3 separate regions of the Homo sapiens genome follow, and all the other regions are linked to region 2. Evidence: chromatin contacts called from ENCODE Hi-C or POLR2A ChIA-PET data. All regions are on one chromosome and are shown on one strand. The core of a region is the stretch at or near the end of the contact, and the rest is flanking DNA. Distances in the headings are between cores, read along the strand shown.

Region 1 (4,015 bases), core at 133-2,632, 230 kb before region 2:
AAGCAGGGACCTATTACTGCTCTGCTGGGAGCTGAGTCAGAGATGGGGCATACTGGGGGCTGGGGAATGATTACTTCTTTGTTTCCCCCTCTTATTTTATCCCTGGAAAGCCTGGATCAAACCAGGAGGTAGAGAGATTTCTTCAGTGGTGGGCCCTCCACAGGAAAGTCCCCACCATCCCTGTCCTCCCACCATCAGTAACCACACCATTCCTACCCAACTGCCTGATTGGGGATGAGGTCTGGGGCTCATGTACCTCTGCATCCCAAACAAATAGCTACTGTGCATTCCTGTAAGTCCTCTGGTTGAGAATCTGTAAACAGACTCATTGGTAAAGTCTTTCTTGGAAGCTGACCACATGACATGGGAATGTTCGTAGAAGATGCACGTAGTCACCATGAGGAGGGGAAAGAACCCAGTCATCCTATTGTTTTAGACAGGGCTTAACAAAAATGTCTATATAACAAAGCCTGCAAAAATTTAGAAGTGAAACATTTGTGGTTTGAGTTTTTGCGTCAAGGTCCACCACACTTCCTGACAAGTCAGCTCCTTGTCTGGGTAGCCCTTGGATATCAGATCTTCAGGAGAAGCTACTGCCTCTTCAGGTCTGCAGGTTTCCAAATATCAAATTTCTAAAGCATACAATGCCCACAGTTTCACCACTTCCTTTGGTGTCAATGCATTTCATTTTGAGCAATGGCAAGAAAGGCCCCTATGAAATCTTGCTACCACCACCAACAGGAAACATAGCAATCTGTAGCTATAGTCCCCTCATCTGGAGACTGGCCTTGGTAGGCTCACTTCATGCCTTCCTTGCTGGGTTTTGGAAGATGTTGCAATTAACACAAGGAAAGAAGGCAAGCTCTTACCCCTCCTTCCCCTTCACTCAGTAGCAGCATGGTGGTTGCAGAAATAAAGCACTCAGTTGTTCTTTCTGCTTGCAATTGTTCAGATGCAAGGGGAAAAAGTAAAAACTGAAGCTTGCTATGACCTCTGTCTTAAACCATTTTGTGCAGCTATAAAAATTGCTGGGTAATTAATAAAGAACAGAAATTTATTTCTCACAGTTCTGGAGGCTGGGAAGTCCAAGATCAAGGTGCCAGCAGGCTTGGTGTCTGGAGAGGGCCACCCCCAGGATGGTACCTTACACATTACATCTTCCGGAGCAGGGGCAATCACTGTTCCTTACAGGACAGAAATGCAGAACAGAGGGAACCCACATCCACAAGCCCTTTTTAGACTGGCTTTAATCCACTCATGCTCCACCCTCATGACCTGAACACCTCCCAGTAAACCCCACCACCCAATGCTGTTGCATTGGGGATTAAGTTTCCAACACGTGAGTTTTGGAGGGAACAAAAACATTCTGACCATAGCAGCCTCTCCCCAACTTTTACAAGAAGGCTGGCATCTGACGCATTTCATAGCCTGAGTATAAGATGAGGTAACGGAGGGCCCACATCACCTACATCCTGTAAAGCCTGAGGCTCACCAAACCACACAGGGGAGTATGAACACAGAGGACACCTCCCACTGTTGTTCTCTTGTCTCCTGACTCAAACAGCCCCTTCCTTTCAGCCCAAGACATTGAGCCATCCGGGGCTTGCTGTGGTATGATACAAAATAAATATTTGGTCTTTGTCCCTGGTTCCTGACACAGCGCCTCAAAATCCTTGGAACTGATAGTCCTGTATGCTAATGAGATGAGTCATGGAGAGGCCCTAGATAGCTTCAGGATGGGGGCTGGTCACTAGAAAAATCAACCATGTGATTAGAGGATTAGAACTTTCAGCCCCACCTCCTCACTTCTGACCTTCAAGGAGAGGAAAGGGATTGGAGATAAAGTCCAATCACTAAATGACCAATGATTTCATCAATCATGCCTGCATAATTCAGACCTTGAGCAAGAAAGAGGTCAAAGCCTGAGTTACTACCTTTAGTGAGCTTAATTTCCACGTAGGAAAGTAAGAGAAGCACAGCAGCAAAGCTGTGTTTAAAATCCCCGCCCCCGCCCTCCCACTCCCTGCAAAAACACTCCTAAATGAAGTCAGATAAAAATCTCCCAAAAAAATCCTAAGTGAAATCAGATGCAGTGGCTGAAACGTAATTCCAGCTACTGGGGAGACTGAGGTGGGAGGATTGCTTAAGCCCAGGAATTTGAGGCCAGCCTGGGAAACATAGAGAGACCCTATATCTTTAAAAAATTTTGTTTTAATAAAAACAAGAATAAAACCTAAATGACAGGGATTCAGAGAACTTCTGGGTTGAGAAAAACATTGCTTTAAGAGGCCAAGGTGAGAGAATCACCTGAGGCCAGGAGTTCAGGACCAGCCTCTAAGAGACGGGGGGGTCTCACTCTATTGCCCAGGCTGGAGTGCAGTGGCACAATCTCAGCTCACTGCAGCCTTGACCTCCTGGGCTCAGGTGATCCTCCTACCTCAGCCTCCTGAGTAGCTGAGACCACAGGCATGTGCCACCATGCCCAGCTAACTTTTTTTATTTTTAGTGGAGATAAGCTTTCACTGTGTTGCCCAGACTGATCTCAAACTCCTGGTCTTAAGCAATCCTCCCACCTAAGCCTCCCAAAGTGCTGGGATTACAGGCGTGACCCACTGTGCCCAGCCCCTCAAACAAATTTTTTTTGTTTAGCCACATAGTGGCATGTGCCTGTAGTCTCAGCTACTTGGAAGGCTGAGGCCGGAGCATTGCTTGAGCCCAGGACGTCGAGGCTACAGTGAGCTACAATTTCATCACTGCACTCCAGCCTGGGTGACGGTGTGAGACCCTGTTTAAAAAATAAAAGAAAGACATTGATGCGCTTCAAGGATGGTGCATCTGAAAGACAGAGCCCCAGGACGGTGGTGGCTGCCACCCTCCCTATGCAGCTCTTCCATTTGGTTGTTCCTGAATTGTATCCTTTATAATTAATGGGCAAATGTTAATTAATACGTTTTCCTGAGTTTTATGAGCTGTGAATTATCAAAACTGAGGAAGGGGTTGTAGAAACTCCCAAATGTATAGTCAGAAGTATGGGCGGCTTCTTGGACTTGTGGCTGGCATCTGAAGCAGGGGCAGTCTGGGACGGAGCCTTGAACATGCACTGTTGGCTCTAACTCCAGGAGTTAGAACTGAATTGACTGTTGGATTCCTGTTGATGTCAGAGTCACGGGTCACGAGTGTGGAACACTCTCCACACACTTGGTATCAGAAGTGTCAGAAAAAAGACACTACACCTGTTTTCTCACCAAACAGTGGAAATGCTAAACTATAAGCTATTTCCACTGCATTTTTTTCCCCTCTTGCAATTCCACTCTTCCAGGAAGCTTGGGTGATCAGCCTAGAGTGTTACCTACACTCGCCAACAGAGTCAGCTGAGTTGACGCTCTGGGCATGACAGTTCTTTATTGTGGGGCTGTCATATGTGTGCCATTTTCAGCAGCATCTTTGACCTCTACCCACTAGATGCCGGTAGCAATAAGTCCCTGGCTGCCTCAACAAAATGTGGTCATTCCCTTACGACAAAAACTAGACCTTACAAAAAAGGGTAGTCGAGCCTGAGGCCTGAGACCTGGGTCTAGTCCAGGCTCAGCCCAAGCTCTCTCTGTGACTTTGGGCAGGGCTACCAAGCCTCTTGGTGTCCTCAACTGAACAATGGAAAAGTCAGACCAGATCAACCTGAGTTCCGTTCAGCAACAACGTGCTACACTGCTGTGTTTGCCTTACCTTCCTATGTGGAAATTAAGCCCAGTAGAGCTAGTAACTCAGGCTTTGACCTCTTTCTTGCTCTGTCAAGGCCTGAACTCCTGTCTTTTCCAATGATTTGACCCTGAGTCTCCCATTTCCTTTCACAGAATGAGGCCTGCTGGAGCCGACAGGGGATCTGTGTTGGGGATAGATGCTGCTGACAACCTGAAAAAGAATCCACCCTATGGCTCTGAAATTAACAGTGTTCAGCAGTCTTGTGGGCAGAGTGAGAGCACCTGCCCTCTGGAGCTGTCCTGGGGAGCCCCAGACC
Region 2 (4,191 bases), core at 939-3,438:
CTTGTGATTTTTGCACATTGATTTTGTATCCTGAGACTTTGCTGAAGTTGCTTATCAGCTTAAGGAGATTTTGGGCTGAGACGATGGGGTTTTCTAGATAAACAATCATGTCGTCTGCAAACAGGGACAATTTGACTTCCTCTTTTCCTAATTGAATACCCTTTATTTCCTTCTCCTGCCTAATTGCCCTGGCCAGAACTTCCAACACTATGTTGAATAGGAGTGGTGAGAGAGGGCATCCCTGTCTTGTGCCAGTTTTCAAAGGGAATGCTTCCAGTTTTTGCCCATTCAGTATTATATTGGCTGTGGGTTTGTCATAGATAGCTCTTATTATTTTGAAATACGTCCCATCAATACCTGATTTATTGAGAGTTTTTAGCATGAAGGGTTGTTGAATTTTGTCAAAGGCTTTTTCTGCATCTATTGAGATAATCATGTGGTTTTTGTCTTTGGCTCTTATTTTTGTGGTATTCTTGTTTCACTATTGGGATAGACTTTTAAAGACAGGTGTGTGCATTGCTTAAGTGTAACTCCTTTAGTGTGACTGCTGTATAATTGCCCTTCAGTAGTAACACCAACACAACAGTAAGGGGCAGTACTTATTTTTGGTGGCTACTAAGAGCTTATTATACATATATGTACTAAGAGCATACATTATCTCATTTCTTCATGTGGGTGTTACTCAGGTGAAGTTGAAGCGTTTAGAAATGGAGAGTCAGAGAGGCCAACTTGCGTGCCCAAGGTCAGTTATGAATCTAGGATTCAAAGGTCTTGATTCCAACTGTGATGCTCAACAGTCGCCCAGGATTTTGCCAAATCATAAATGGTACCTTGTGTCTGTGACATCACAGTTTAGTTTCTATGTTATTTATATTTGTATATCTTGTTTTTAAATAGTAATAATTTAACATAAGCAGAAATAGTCCAGGCTCTGCAGTATCTATTCTATAGAAAGTACTTATAATAAAAGTGATATACATTAATACTATAATATAAAGGCAAATACTAAATGAATTTAATAATAAGAGTGGTATTTTGGAGTGAAAAAGGCCACTAAATGGGGGAAGTTGATCTTTAATTCTATTTATTAAATAACAGGATGACCTTGATAAATAATGCTGTTTTCTCATTGGTGACATACTATTAGACTAAGTAGTTCACTTTATATTTAATCAGCCATTATCCTGAGTATTATTAGTGTGAATAAGAAATACTTGTTAGAACATTGGGCAGTGGTAATCAAAATGAATTTCGAAGTGGAATTGTAGTAATGGTTGCCTTACCTTGAGTAATGATAAGGACAATATTTCTGTAATGGATTGTTTATTCATGAAAGATGAAAGATTAAAATGGTCTGTCTCTACTGATGAAAGTAACAGAAGGCAGCCTCAAAGTTTATTTTTATTTTTATTTTTTTAGAGACATAGTCTTGCTTTGTCACCTAGGCTGGAGTGCAGTGGTGTGATCTCAGCTCACTGCATCCTCGACCTCCCTGGCTCAAGTGATCCTCCCACCTCAGCCTCCCAAGTAGCTGGGACTACAGGCATGTATCACCATGCCTGGCTAATTTTTGTTTTGTTTTGTTTTGTTTTGGTTGGGACAGGGTTTCACCCTGTTGTCCAGGCTGGTCTTCAGCTCCTGAGCTCAAGTGATCCACCTGCCTCTGCCTCCCAAAGTGCTGGGATTACAGACCTGCAACACCGTGCCTGGCCAGAGTCTTCAAAGCATATTAAAATATCTATTATTATTTTATTATAGGCATAATTGAGTGTTTTATGGAGCTATGGATGGTTGTTTCTCAATAATGTTCACTATAATTGGAGTTTAAGCAAAGGTATGGTTTCACATGTATTCTTTGTATACTCTTGTGTCACATTTCACTTGAGTGGTAAAATAAAACAGTTCTAAGTGGCATAGTCTAGAGGTCAGGTGATGGTGTCAGCCTCTTAACCCTTACTTGATCTCCTTAATGCATCTCAAGTTTAACATGATTGCTGAATGGTTGAAACAAATCTGATGAACTCAGACTTATTTGCTGAACCCTTTATTTTATTAAGAGGTTAGAAAATATGAGAAACCACAGTTCAGATATTATGATACTGTCTCGTTCATGGTTTTAATTTTTTAAAGGACATGTTTTTGGTCAGTATATACTGGGTGATTGCCTGACAGAAGAGAATGAGTATGCTGGCTCACCTTCCTGTGTAGACTTGTGCACTCAGAATTAGTCAGCTTCCAGGAAGCAATTGGGTGGTAATGACTTTTAGTTGCTATCAGTATGCATAGATTCAAATAAAACCTTGGGCATTCTGCTCTGAACAATACATTTAAACAAAATTCTCAATTTCTTTTTTTCTCCCGTATCCAGATTAATTTACTTGAATAGACTCAGAAACAACATTATACTTTATTGCCATCTACAAGGAGCTGTTTTTTGAGATGACATTCCTCTTAGAGGAATTTACTTCTTTTTCCAAAATTTACAATTCGCTATTTCTGTCTGTGTTCTACATTTACGTTTTCAGTACGTAGAATTTAAATATTCATGTACATTCTGTCCTAGTGACTAAGGAGCATTATGTAAGGAATTTTTCTTCCTCTTTCAGTATATTGACATCACATTCCTTGGCCTAGTATTCATTTTGTGTTTGTATTTCAGTGTAATCCTAACAAGTCCATTCAAGCAGTAGTTGAACCGAGGTTAAGTGGTATTATGGTTGTTTGGCAAGTTATAGCCATAAACACTTACTTTTAAACACAGAATGGCCTGGGGTGTCTGTAATATTCAGTTGCATAATCACAGATTATGCTTTACAAACACAGGAATAAGTACCTGGGTCACATAAATCTTCAGTGAGAAATTGCTCCAGAGGATGGAGCCTACATCTGTAGAGTTCCCTTGAGTGTTTTCTTAGGTATATTAACATTTTTCATTTAATTGAAATGTTTCTGATTGGATGGAACTGTGGATAGTATTTTAGAATTTCCAGATAATCTCCTAACAAACATCTAAAGGAATGGGTTGAAATGTTACCAGTGTTGGGCTGGGTGCAGTGGCTTATGCCTGTAATCCCAGCACTTTGGGAGGCCGATGCAGGCGGATCATGAGGTCAGGAGATCGAGACCATCCTGGCTAACACGGTGAAACCCCATGTCTACTAAAAATACAAAAAATTAGCCAGGCATGGTGGCACGTGCCTGTAGTCCCGGCTACTCGGGAGGCTGAGGCAGGAGAATCACTTGAACCCGGGAGGTGGAGGTTGCAGTGAGCCGAGATCACGCCACTGCACTCCAACCTGTGCGACAGAGCAAGACTCCGTCTCAAAAAAAAAAAAAAAAAAGTTACCAGTATTGGACGGGTGTGGTAGCTCACGCCTGTAATCCTAGGACTTTGGGAGGCCGAGGTGGGCGGATCACTTGAGGTCAGGAGTTTGACACTAGCCTGGCCAACGTGGTGAAATCCCGCTTCTACTAAAAATATAAGCAAATTAGCTGGGTGTGGTGGCTGGCGCCTGTAATCCCAGCTACCCGGGAGGCTGAGGTGGGAGAATTGCTTGAACCCAGGAGGCTGAGGCAGGAAAATCGCTTGAACCCGGGAGGCAGAGGTTGCAGTGAGCTGAGATCACGTCACTGGACTCCACCTTGGGTGACAGAGTGAGACTCTGTCTCCAAAAAAAAAAAAAAAAAGTTACCAGTATTTAAAAATGTATATACTTTTCAAAATTTTATATTTTTTCTCCTCTCTTCTTCCTTCCTGATACCTTTGTGATTTGAAAGCTATTTAAAATGAAACCCTGGTTGGGCTCAGTGGCTCATGCCTGTAATTCTAGCACTTTGGGAGGCTGAGGCAGGAGGATTGCTTGAGGCCAGGAGTTCAAGACCAGCCTGGGTAACATAATGAAATGTCCCTACAAAAAGTTAAGAAAAAATCCTTAGACTCAGTTCACCCTCTGCACACTGGCTGGAGTGGAGTTTAGAGTCATTCTGTTTGAAATGACTGGTAAAGTGTCCATTCAGGGCAGCTCTGCTATGAATGCAAGGAAGTGGTCTTTGGAGCTCTTGTGTAGTATTTGAAAGTACTTCGTGTTACTGCAGACAGCCAAAGAACTGAAATAGAATGCCTGTGATCATGTTTAGAAGATCCCATGGGCATATTGTATATTCTTTAGAATGATGTCAGTATTTTTGACA
Region 3 (3,866 bases), core at 44-2,543, 180 kb after region 2:
CTGCCCCACTGTGAAACCGAAGATGTTCTCAGCATTCTTGAGTAACACTTCCCACAGGTGACCTTCTGTATAAAGAGAGCTTGTTGTTGTTGTTGTTAACTTCTATATTGATAAGAAAAAGATAACAGTTCACAAATTACAACATCCTGTGATTTGATTCTTCATAAAATTTTTTGGTGAGGTTTTGGGAATTTCATTCTTGTTCCCCTGATCTGCTACACTTGGGCTACCACACTTTTTATAATATTTATTGCTATAAACATAGTTTGGGAGCATTTAGGTTGTTTATAGCTCCTTGCTATCCTAAATAATGCTGTGATGAACCCTTTTTTTGCACAGAATTTTGTCTTTTGAATTGTTTCCTTAAAAAATACTCAGGAATAAAATAACTGGGAAAAAAAGTATGTAAGCATTTTAAAGGCTCTCGATACATATTCCTAATTTAAAAAAAAAACAACAATTTCACTCTTCCAGTAGCTAATGAGCACATTTTATAAAAATTAATACCTCTTATTTTTCTTAAAGCATACTTAAGGGCCCTACGATTTTCAGATTGTAAATAAGCATTGGCTTCAACTTTAAGTCTCCAGCTGCATTAGCCCCTAATAAGAGAGTCAGACTGTTCTTTGAACCTTTGAAGCCAGGCATTGACTTCTCCTCTGTAGCTATGAAAGTCCTGGATGACATTTTCTTCTAAGAGAAGGCTGTTTCATCTATACTGAAAATCTGTTGTTTATTGTAGTCACCTTATCAATCATTTTAGCTAGATCTTCTGGATAACTTGCTGGTGAGCTTGCACTTTCATGTTATGGAGACAGCTTCCTTCCCGAAACCTGATGAACCAATGTCTGCTGGCTTCTAACTCTTCTTCTGAGTTTCTTCACCTCTCTCAGCCTTCATAGAATTGAAGAGAGTTAGGGCCTTGCTCTGGATTAGGCTTTGGTTTAAGAGAATGTTGTGGCTGATTTGATCTTCTTTCTCTCCAGAACACTAAAACTTTCCATCTCAGCAGTAAGGCTGTTTTGCTTTCTTATCATTTATGTGTTCACTGCAGTAGTACTTTTAATTTTCTTCAAAAACTTTTCCTTTGCATTCACAACTTGGCTAACTGGTACAATCCTAGCTTTCAGCCTCTCAACTTTCAAATGTCTTCCTCACTAAGCTTAATCATTTCTAGCTTTTGATTTAAAATGAGACACCTGTGACTCTTCCTTTCACTTTCAAGTTTCGCTTGAACTTAGAGGCCATTCTAATTTCAGTGTTGTGGTCTCAGAGACTAGAGAGCCCAAAGAGAGGGAGGCAGATGGGGAATGGCTGGTGGGTGGAGCAGTCAGAACTCAAACGACATTTGTTGATTGTTTGACATTTGTTGATTGATTGCCGTCTTCTGTGAGTGCAGTTTGTGGCATTCCCCAAAAGATTAGTAGTAACATCAAAGATCACAGATTAGAAATCACCAAAACAGATGTAATAATATGACAAAGTTTGACATATTGTGGGAATTACCAAAATGTGACACAGAGACAGGAAGTGAGCACATGCTGTTGGAAAAATAGCACTGACAGACTTGCTCAATGCAGGGTTGCCTCACACCTTCAATTTGTAAAAAAAACACCTGCAAAGTGCAATAAAGTGAAGTGCCATAAAATGAGGTGTGCCTGTATTGTATTTATTGAACAGAAACATTTTTCAAATGTTTAACCAATTTTTTCTTTTGTGAATTGCCTACTGTTTCAGAAAAACTCTCAAACCGTGTCTTTCCTCTGCTTTCATACCACCATGACAATCATCAACACAGAAAACACTTCTGTGACAAAAGCTGTGGGTTTTTTTCTCCACATGCCAAACAGCGTACACTGGCTGGATGTTCTCAATTCAGTTCCAACACTATCCACCCTAAGATAGTGTCAGATTCCACAGGTTGGGGGCTCAGTCCCCAAGACTGCCCCTTACATCTTTGGACATCATTGGTAAATCCAGGCCTCCAGACTTCTGACTGACCAACTTTAAGTTGGTGTTCCCACAACCCCATGTTTGGGTTTAATTAATTTGCTGGAGCAGCTTACAGAACTCAGGGAAACATGTTTACTGATTTATTTAAAAGGATATTACAAAGGATTCAGATGAAGCGTTGTGTAGGGCAAGGTATCAGGGAAGGAGCACGGAGCTTCCGTGCCCTCCTTTGGCGTGCCACCTTCCAAGAACTTCTACATGTTCACCTCTCCAGAAGCTCTTCAAACCTGGTCCTTTGGGTTTTTATACAAGGAGGTTTTATTACATGGCCTGGTTGACAACCGTGTAGAAATGTGATTGGACAAAAAGCACATTATCTAAATCCAGCAAGGCCTGTCTATTCAGACTTTTCTTGGCCTTTCTGTGTAGCTTTCCTTCCCGTAGGATATGGAGCAGGACTCTCTGGAATGAGTGTCTTTTGATCCACAATCAGATTAGAGCCCTGCCTTGGGCAGGTGAAAGGACAGGAGGTCAGAGAGAGAGAGATTCTGTTTCCTGAGGCCTAAAGTACCCCAGCATTATAACAAGGACTGTGGGAGTTAGGAGCTAGGAACTGTGGACAAAAACCAATATAGCTATCATAACACCATACCCATTAATACTTCTTTTCCCATTTTTCTTTTGGAATCTTAGTATTTTATCTTCCTTCACAAATCTTTGCATATATTCAGTGTATTCAGTCTGCGTTGTATTTATGGTATTTTTTAAACTAGTATTTGGTTTGCCTTTTAATGTACAGATGTTTAAAAGTTTCATGTACCCAAATCTGTCAATGTTTTCTTTTGTGATTTCTTTCATTAGTTTTGCTCATGGAAAATGTTTCCCCATTAGATATCACATTTTTTCCCTGATATTTTATTAATTTCAAACTAAGTCCTTACCACCCATTAATTTCATAAGAAAAGAAATCCACTATTTGAGAATTAGGAGCACTTTGCTGCTGATCATGGTTACTACAGGTTGTATTTTTGTAGTTCTCTGCACAAAGGGGCCACTTGCACTAATTGTTAACTTTTGGCTTTGATGTGGTACTTGAGATGTGAGTGCCTGTTTAATTCTGTGTTAATCTGTGGTTCTGTTACATTTGGATCGTTGCGAAAGTACCTTATTGAATACAAATATGAAAATGAACAAAGTAAAATAAAATTAAACTAGTCATGATTGACTCCTATGTGAGTTCATACTTTAAGAGGCCCAGAAATTGTGACTCTTTTCAGATGTAACTGATATAAAAAAACCTACCTTACTTTCCTGTGATAGTTATGGATTGTAGCATTAGGCTCAAGTTGACTGCCAACATAGTTTATGGTGATAACTGCTATATTTCTAATTTGTACAAGTTCAATTTTTTAGAAATATATAAATCCATTGAAGTGAAAATGCTTCCAATTTGCTGGAAAATGAATATTGCTAACTTACATCGTAGGTAATTATTAAGTGTTGGTTTGTGATACTTAAATCAGTTGTCTCATGATTTTTACACCAAAAACTCACTTTTAGAAGTAATATTCTTGTTGGCATTCCAGGTGACATAGGTAAAAAAATATTTTATTGAATTTAAAGCCTAAGTATGTAGTGATACTCTTACATCATATGTTTGTTTATTGTCTGTCTCTCAAAGTAAATATAAACATTTTTAGGGCAGTATTTTCAGCATGTAGAATGATGCCTCAAATATTTATGGAATAATGGATATTTGTTGAGTGAATATCAGGGCACGGACTTAAAATTATAGGAAAAAGAAATACTTCTGCTTGAGTACCTAGAATTTACCAGCCATTGTATGAGATGTTTGGTGATCTCATGACTATATAGAGAGCATTGTTTTTCTAAAGATGAACCTGGGTTTACCT

What was found. A loop is a pair of places that touch in the nucleus more often than their neighbours do. ChIA-PET counts read pairs that join two places held with the same protein, here RNA polymerase II (POLR2A). Pooled maps may share reads with other maps.
Region 1: a loop to region 2 is called in a pooled map, with 5 times the contacts of the local background. The contact joins two enhancer-like sites. A Hi-C loop is called at or near these places in 7 of 50 pooled maps. POLR2A ChIA-PET finds 5 or more read pairs at or near these places in 7 of 52 experiments (BJ, GM12878, HepG2 and 4 more).
Region 3: a loop to region 2 is called in a pooled map, with 4 times the contacts of the local background. The contact joins two enhancer-like sites. A Hi-C loop is called at or near these places in 2 of 37 single-sample maps with no recorded cell type and 7 of 50 pooled maps. POLR2A ChIA-PET finds 5 or more read pairs at or near these places in 4 of 52 experiments (BJ, OCI-LY7, activated B cell and 1 more).

Annotation. Positions count from the first base shown.
Region 1 is chr14:71,142,054-71,146,068 of GRCh38, forward strand. No RefSeq gene overlaps it. Among named protein-coding and RNA genes, the nearest start is that of SIPA1L1, 180 kb to the right of the region's middle. Within about 2 kb of position 1,383, at least 10 of the 41 ENCODE cell types and tissues checked have a DNase peak (open chromatin) inside an H3K27ac peak, as active enhancers do.
Region 2 is chr14:71,369,988-71,374,178 of GRCh38, forward strand. All of the region lies in intron 2 of SIPA1L1 (signal induced proliferation associated 1 like 1), which reads left to right. Among named protein-coding and RNA genes, the nearest start is that of SNORD56B, 26 kb to the right of the region's middle. Within about 2 kb of position 2,189, at least 7 of the 41 ENCODE cell types and tissues checked have a DNase peak (open chromatin) inside an H3K27ac peak, as active enhancers do.
Region 3 is chr14:71,554,503-71,558,368 of GRCh38, forward strand. The region is part of intron 4 of SIPA1L1 (signal induced proliferation associated 1 like 1); the gene reads left to right. Among named protein-coding and RNA genes, the nearest start is that of SNORD56B, 160 kb to the left of the region's middle. RefSeq lists enhancers at 671-730, 891-950, 1,061-1,120 and a silencer at 1,541-1,640. Within about 2 kb of position 1,294, at least 9 of the 41 ENCODE cell types and tissues checked have a DNase peak (open chromatin) inside an H3K27ac peak, as active enhancers do.